Linked DNA regions of Mus musculus: region 1 is linked to region 2. A link is a contact called in ENCODE Hi-C or POLR2A ChIA-PET data. All regions are on one chromosome and are shown on one strand. Each heading gives the region's core, a stretch centred on a gene start or an enhancer-like site at or near the end of the contact. The rest is flanking DNA. Distances are from core to core; before and after follow the strand shown. Region 1 holds the start of Moap1 (modulator of apoptosis 1). Region 2 holds the start of Itpk1 (inositol 1,3,4-triphosphate 5/6 kinase).

Region 1 (2,700 bases), core at 48-2,547, 39 kb after region 2:
CTGATTTGTGGACTGCCCCAGCAATGACTTGGTCTAGACGGGCCTGATTCACAACTTCTTTCTCAATTGCTCCTTTCTGAACCAGTTTCTGCAATAAAGGCTCCAACCTTAGAACATAGGCAGACAGCTTTTCATCAGTCTTCTGATAAGTAGTAAGGTATTTGACCTGCAATGCTCTAGGATTATCAATAATCCCAAATATTGTCTCAAGCGTCTTCAGGCATTCTGCAACTGTAATGAAGGGGTTGTTTATCTTGAGGACTCGAATAATTTCAAATGCTGGACCTCTAAGGCTCTCTATCAACCGCCTTCTTTTCTCTACATCTGACACCTGCCATGTTTTCATTACTTGGGAAGTATGAAACATCCAAGATTCAAATTCTTCCTCACCTGGTCCTGGAGGATCCCTGCCTGAGAACACACTCAGCTTTTTGTACCTCAGATACTGCAGGGTAGGCTTAAGGGCCTCATTTAATGCCTGTGCTAACATGGGTGCTCGAATTTCAGGGATCATTATGCCCGGGTCTAGGCCGAGAGGGTCATTCCGATTCCCAAGAACTCTGGTTAATTCACCCATCGTCATGCCCTCCCCCTTTAAAAACTCATTTAATCTGCACAAAAAGTCACTATCAGTATCAGGAGGCTTAAAGATCACTCTCCAGACACCTCCTTTTGCAGGTATTTCCTTGGGGACCAGGGCACTGCCAGTCTCTACTGTAAGCCCAATCAGGGCTACATTCTTGTTCTCATCCCTCCTGAACATCCTCCCAAGCAGTCTGTGTTCCCCTAAGGGAGCAAGGCCAGCCTGCAGGGCCTCCTCTATGTCTGCCACTCCGCAGGTCGGAGGGATGCCGGCAACCAATAGTGCTTTCCGAGGATTCATATCCATCCCTCTGCACCAGTCTTCTAGAAGTCTCAGTGTCATGGTGCTCAGAGTATTTAAATTCTAATTCGACCAGGGCGCCGCCGCCGCCGCCGCCGCTTACAGTGATGTGCGTGCTCGTCTCTTTAACACGCAGAGGTCCGGGAGCCTGAGAAAACAGAGCATCCACGTTAAGTTAACCGTGTCTGACTCCCGAGCAGTTCCTCCGCCCACCCGCCACAGGCGCTTAGAAACGAACGCCATCAGGATCACCTGCCCGTAGATACATCGCTTGGGTCCCGGAGAGGACGTCTGACCTTTGCGGGGTTTAGGAGAGACCCGGGCTCCCCGCGCCCGCCTCCCGGCCGAGGGCAGAAGAACGACCGCAGCAAACGCCTCAGGGAACAGACAACCGCCTCTGGAGGCGGCGCGAAGCTGACAGCCTGACGTCATGAGAGGCCGGCGCGCGTTTCCGGCCCTAGACGGAAGCTCTGAATGCGGCGGTATCCGGGACTGCGAGCGGGCGGGCCACTCAGGACAGGAAGGTGAGACCCGGGGCTGCTCGGCTTGGCTGTCAGGCTGGCCCGGCGTCCGGCCGGGAGCCGAGCTCGGGCCTCTGCAGGCCAAGCCTGGCGCCACTGCCCAGCTCAGCTCGGCGGCGGGTGCAGTGGGGGGCGGGCCCGGCATCTCCAGGTGGTTCCCCCCGCCTGGGGCTCCGGAGGGCGACGGGGCCCGCCGCCGCCGCGTGACCAGCCGTAGTCACGCTGAGCTTAATCACTACTAGCTCGTGCTCCCGCCGCCGCGCTCACCTTCTTCAGCTGCGCGACCCAGAGGGTTTCTCTTAAGGTGGCTTGTTCTGAAATGCCAAAGGCACCTGACTGTTCAGAACTGAGTGACTCTTGCTCGCTTGCAGGGGGAACAGGAAGATTTTCGGGACCACTGTAAGTGTTTGAAAGAGTTACCGTCTTAACTTGGGGACTCCGACGTTGGTTTAACGAGTAGAACTCAACCCAGTGCCCACGTCTGAAATAGTGTTAAGCCAGAAAGCATTTCAACTGTCAAGAGCAACGTCCTGTGGGGAAACTAGATGTTTCATTATCTGAAACGAAGGTGTACTGGGTCTACTCAAGCAAGAAGTGATGATTCATTCACTCTGGGGTTCACATAAATAACAGCACTCAGTAGACACTGAAACCAGTATTTTTATGTGCTTACAACTGTTATATAAAACCACCTGTAAGCTGTTTACAGCTGTTAAATCTTAAAATGCTCGTGCTTTTCAGAACTCTTGAATTTAAATCATGTGCACTTGGAATAGTTGCCATGGCAACATTATTAGACCTTAACAATAATTTTTCTGTGTTTGCATTGAAGGCACAGAGCATGGAGAATGATGAACTTCCGTCAGCGGATGGGATGGATTGGAGTGGGACTGTATTTGCTAGCAAGTGCAGCAGCGTTTTATTATGTTTTTGAAATCAATGAGACTTACAACAGGTTGGCTTTGGAACACATTCTGCAGCACCCTGAGGAGCCTCGGGAAGGAACCACATGGACACACTCCTTGAAAGCTCGGTTACTTTCCCTGCCCTTTTGGTTGTGGACAATTATTTTCTTGATTCCGTACTTACAGATGTTTTTGTTCCTTTATTCTTGTACGAGAGCGGATCCCAAAACAGTGGGCTACTGTATTATCCCCATATGCTTGGCAGTTATCTGCAATCGTCATCAGGCATTTGTCAAGGCTTCTAATCAGATCAGCAGACTACAACTGATTGACACATAACACCCATCACCGGTTTCCCTTATTGTAAGACTGCCAGCACTGTATAGTGGCT
Region 2 (2,700 bases), core at 192-2,691:
CTGCACTGAACGCCCTGCCGACCGTGAAAAGCCTGCTTTCTCCTAAGAGGCCTGTCTGGGAGACTCAGCCAAACCCACAAGGGAACTATAAGGGGCGCAGAACCAGGGCCCCCTTATAAATAGGCATTATCCCATCCAGTTGTGGTCAAGGAGGGCCTGTAAGGCTTGCCTGGGGCAGAGAAGCAGCAGGCTCTTGGACAGCCATGAGGGGCAAGGCAGTGCTGCCAGGGCGGCCTCTATGTGCCAGCTCAGACTGCTAACTAACCCCTGTGCACCAAGGGATAATGGAAGCCCAACTGTTCAATTCTCCAAAATTCGGGGCACCCACCAGGGATGGAACTACAAGTGAAGTCCATTTTCAAAAGTCAAATCTACTAAGTGAAAAGACTACCTAACAAAAGGTTTCCACCCGGAGTTTGCAAAAGGCTTCGGGGATGGGGTGTGGGGGCTGGATTCTCTTAGGCTTTCATTGAGAAGCTGTAACCAATAGCTCTGCGGAGAGGCAAGGCACACCTGACTCTAGGAACCCAGCACTTCTGTAATGTATTAAGAGCAAGCTCCATCAAAGCCCTCGGTCTCTGCCACTGAAGCACCAGCGCAGGGAGAACGAGGTGCTCAGCCGGAATGGCAGAAGACAATTCTACCCTACGTGGGTCCACCCATCACTTTCTATGCTCTGCCACTCCTTGGCCCTGGGACTACAAGGCAGGTACCCCACCTCTCTGCTGGTAGGTGTCCCTCTTCTAAGACACGTGGCCCAGAATCACCATCCTGGCTAATTTGCGAGGCTGCTGCGAGGCTCTAATGAGACAGCAAATCACCACAGACAAGCCAAGTATCGCTACTCATTTCAACTGGGCTTAAGCCGGCTGATATGCAATGACAGCTTCAGGAGCCGTGCACACGCGAGGCACGTAGTAGGCTCCACACAAACGCCGGTATCCTGCTCTACTAAGGGGAAGAAGAGGGAGGAAGAAAAACACACCAGTCCAAAAGTACCCTCTAACCCCTGACTGCTGGCGTGGACTCCCCGATTTCCCGGGTCCCACCACCCTGGACGGCCAGGGATCTCCCGGCACGACCCCAGTGCACCTGAGAGCCGCGGTCCGAACCCAACGCCCACAGCGGCCACGCTCCCCTCGGACACAGCCCGCGGCCCCCCGCGGCCACCTTGCTGCTCCGAACCAGCCCTCAGCGCGCGCCGCTCCTTCCCGGGTCGCCGTCGTCTGCCCCGCGCCCGCCGAGGGTAACCAGGCTCGGGCCGCGGGGGTCCCCAAGCCGCGTCCCTCCTCACCTGCACAGCTCCGCGAAGGCCTGGAAATTGAGCTTCTTGACTTTCTTCTCGCTCAGCCAGTAGCCAACTCTCTTCCCTTTCAGGAAGGTCTGCATCTTCTTCCTCCTCGGCCCGGGAGCCTGGGTCCGGAGGAAATTGCCCACAGGCCGAGCGTGTGGGGCCGGCGCGCGCCGCGAGCGTGCGGGCACCTCCTCCGGCGGCGGCGGCGGGGACGCGGAGCGGGCTTCAGCGCGCGGTCCTACCGGGCGGGGCGGCGGGCGGGGCGGGCCGGGGCGGGGCGGCGGCTGGGGGGCGGAGGCTCAGCGCGCCGCGCCACTGGCTGGGCCCCGCGGGTGGGCGCGCCCCGCCGCCGCCCCGCCCCCTCCGCCCCGCGGGGCTCGCCCGCGCAGGGACGTGCGCCCCGCAGCACCGTGCGCCGCTCGAGGACTCTAGGGATCCCGGGCCGCCGCCCGAGACCGCACCCGAGCCTCGAGCCCGAGCTGGAGCACGCCCTCCCGCGGCGAGGGTTCGCCCGCGCGTGCCTCTCGGACGCGCGGGGACCCCCTCGGGGAGCGCGCCGCCGTGTCCCCCGCCCTTCCTGCCCCAGCGCCCGCGCACACGCCACGCACACGCGGGGCCTGGGGCAGAGCTCCCGGAGGAGGAAGCGCCGGTTACCGCCAGGGGGCGCCAATGAGTCTTAAAGGCGCCGCCGCTAGTGGCGGGGTGCTGGATGGTGGCCAGGGCAGAGTGGGGTGAGGGAGTCGTGGTGTGGGCGCCTTGTGTCTATCTTGGAGGGCGGCCAAACCACTGGGCTTCGTTGCTCCTTGGCAGCACAGCGGGGATTGCCCCCAGAGGCAATTCGTTGCAATTGTCCTGTACTATCTCCACAACTGCCCCAGGTTCACACTCTGGGGTCCCTTTCAGCGGAGGGAGAGAAGCAGCCAGAGTGCACATAGCATCTTCAGGAGAGCCTTTTCTTTGCTAGGTGAAGGGACGTAGCTCGGCGTCTGACTTAGTGCTTTGGATCCTCTGAGCCACCTGCTCTACCCCGGCCTATGGGACAGTACTTAGCATTCCAGCCATCTCCAGCCTATGCTTTAGGCATTGGGAGGAGAAATTGGAGGCTCTCCCCAGACACAGACAGGGAAAAAAAAATGGGTTCCCGTGTGTAAAGAAAGACATTTTATCTGGCTTTGGAAATAAAGACAATTTTTGAAGATCTGAGATGAGAAAAGGCTTGAAGAAATGAAAGCTGTTAGTAAAGTGACAGAAACGGGCCTTGACCAGACTTGAGGAGTTACACCAAGTCCCTTTTTCCGGCTTAGATCCTGACCTTGGGCAGTGTCCTTGGTCCCCCTTGGTTCAGTTTTAGCAAGAAACCTCCTGAGTCAGAAAAGTTCGCCATCCCTGGTATCAGATCACTGCGG

What was found. A loop is a pair of places that touch in the nucleus more often than their neighbours do. ChIA-PET counts read pairs that join two places held with the same protein, here RNA polymerase II (POLR2A).
Region 1: a loop to region 2 is called in a map of heart, with 2.0 times the contacts of the local background. The contact joins the promoter of Moap1 here to the promoter of Itpk1 in region 2. A Hi-C loop is called at or near these places in 2 of 37 maps with a recorded cell type or tissue (both heart). POLR2A ChIA-PET finds 5 or more read pairs at or near these places in 3 of 5 experiments (Patski and embryonic stem cell).

What each region holds. Positions count from the first base shown.
Region 1 is chr12:102,742,364-102,745,063 of GRCm38, forward strand. Moap1 (modulator of apoptosis 1) reads right to left here and starts at 1,298. Exons shown (of 2, transcript NM_001142937.2): 1 at 1,180-1,298; 2 at 1-1,031. The coding sequence starts at 925. It overlaps Gm20604 (predicted gene 20604), which reads right to left. Exons shown (of 2, transcript NM_001142939.1): 2 at 1-1,031. The coding sequence ends at 1,009. It overlaps Tmem251 (transmembrane protein 251), which reads left to right and starts at 1,397. Exons shown (of 2, transcript NM_177140.4): 1 at 1,397-1,803; 2 at 2,237-2,700. The coding sequence starts at 1,724. The coding sequence ends at 2,648.
Region 2 is chr12:102,703,428-102,706,127 of GRCm38, forward strand. Itpk1 (inositol 1,3,4-triphosphate 5/6 kinase) reads right to left here and starts at 1,442. Exons shown (of 10, transcript NM_172584.3): 1 at 1,295-1,442. The coding sequence starts at 1,389.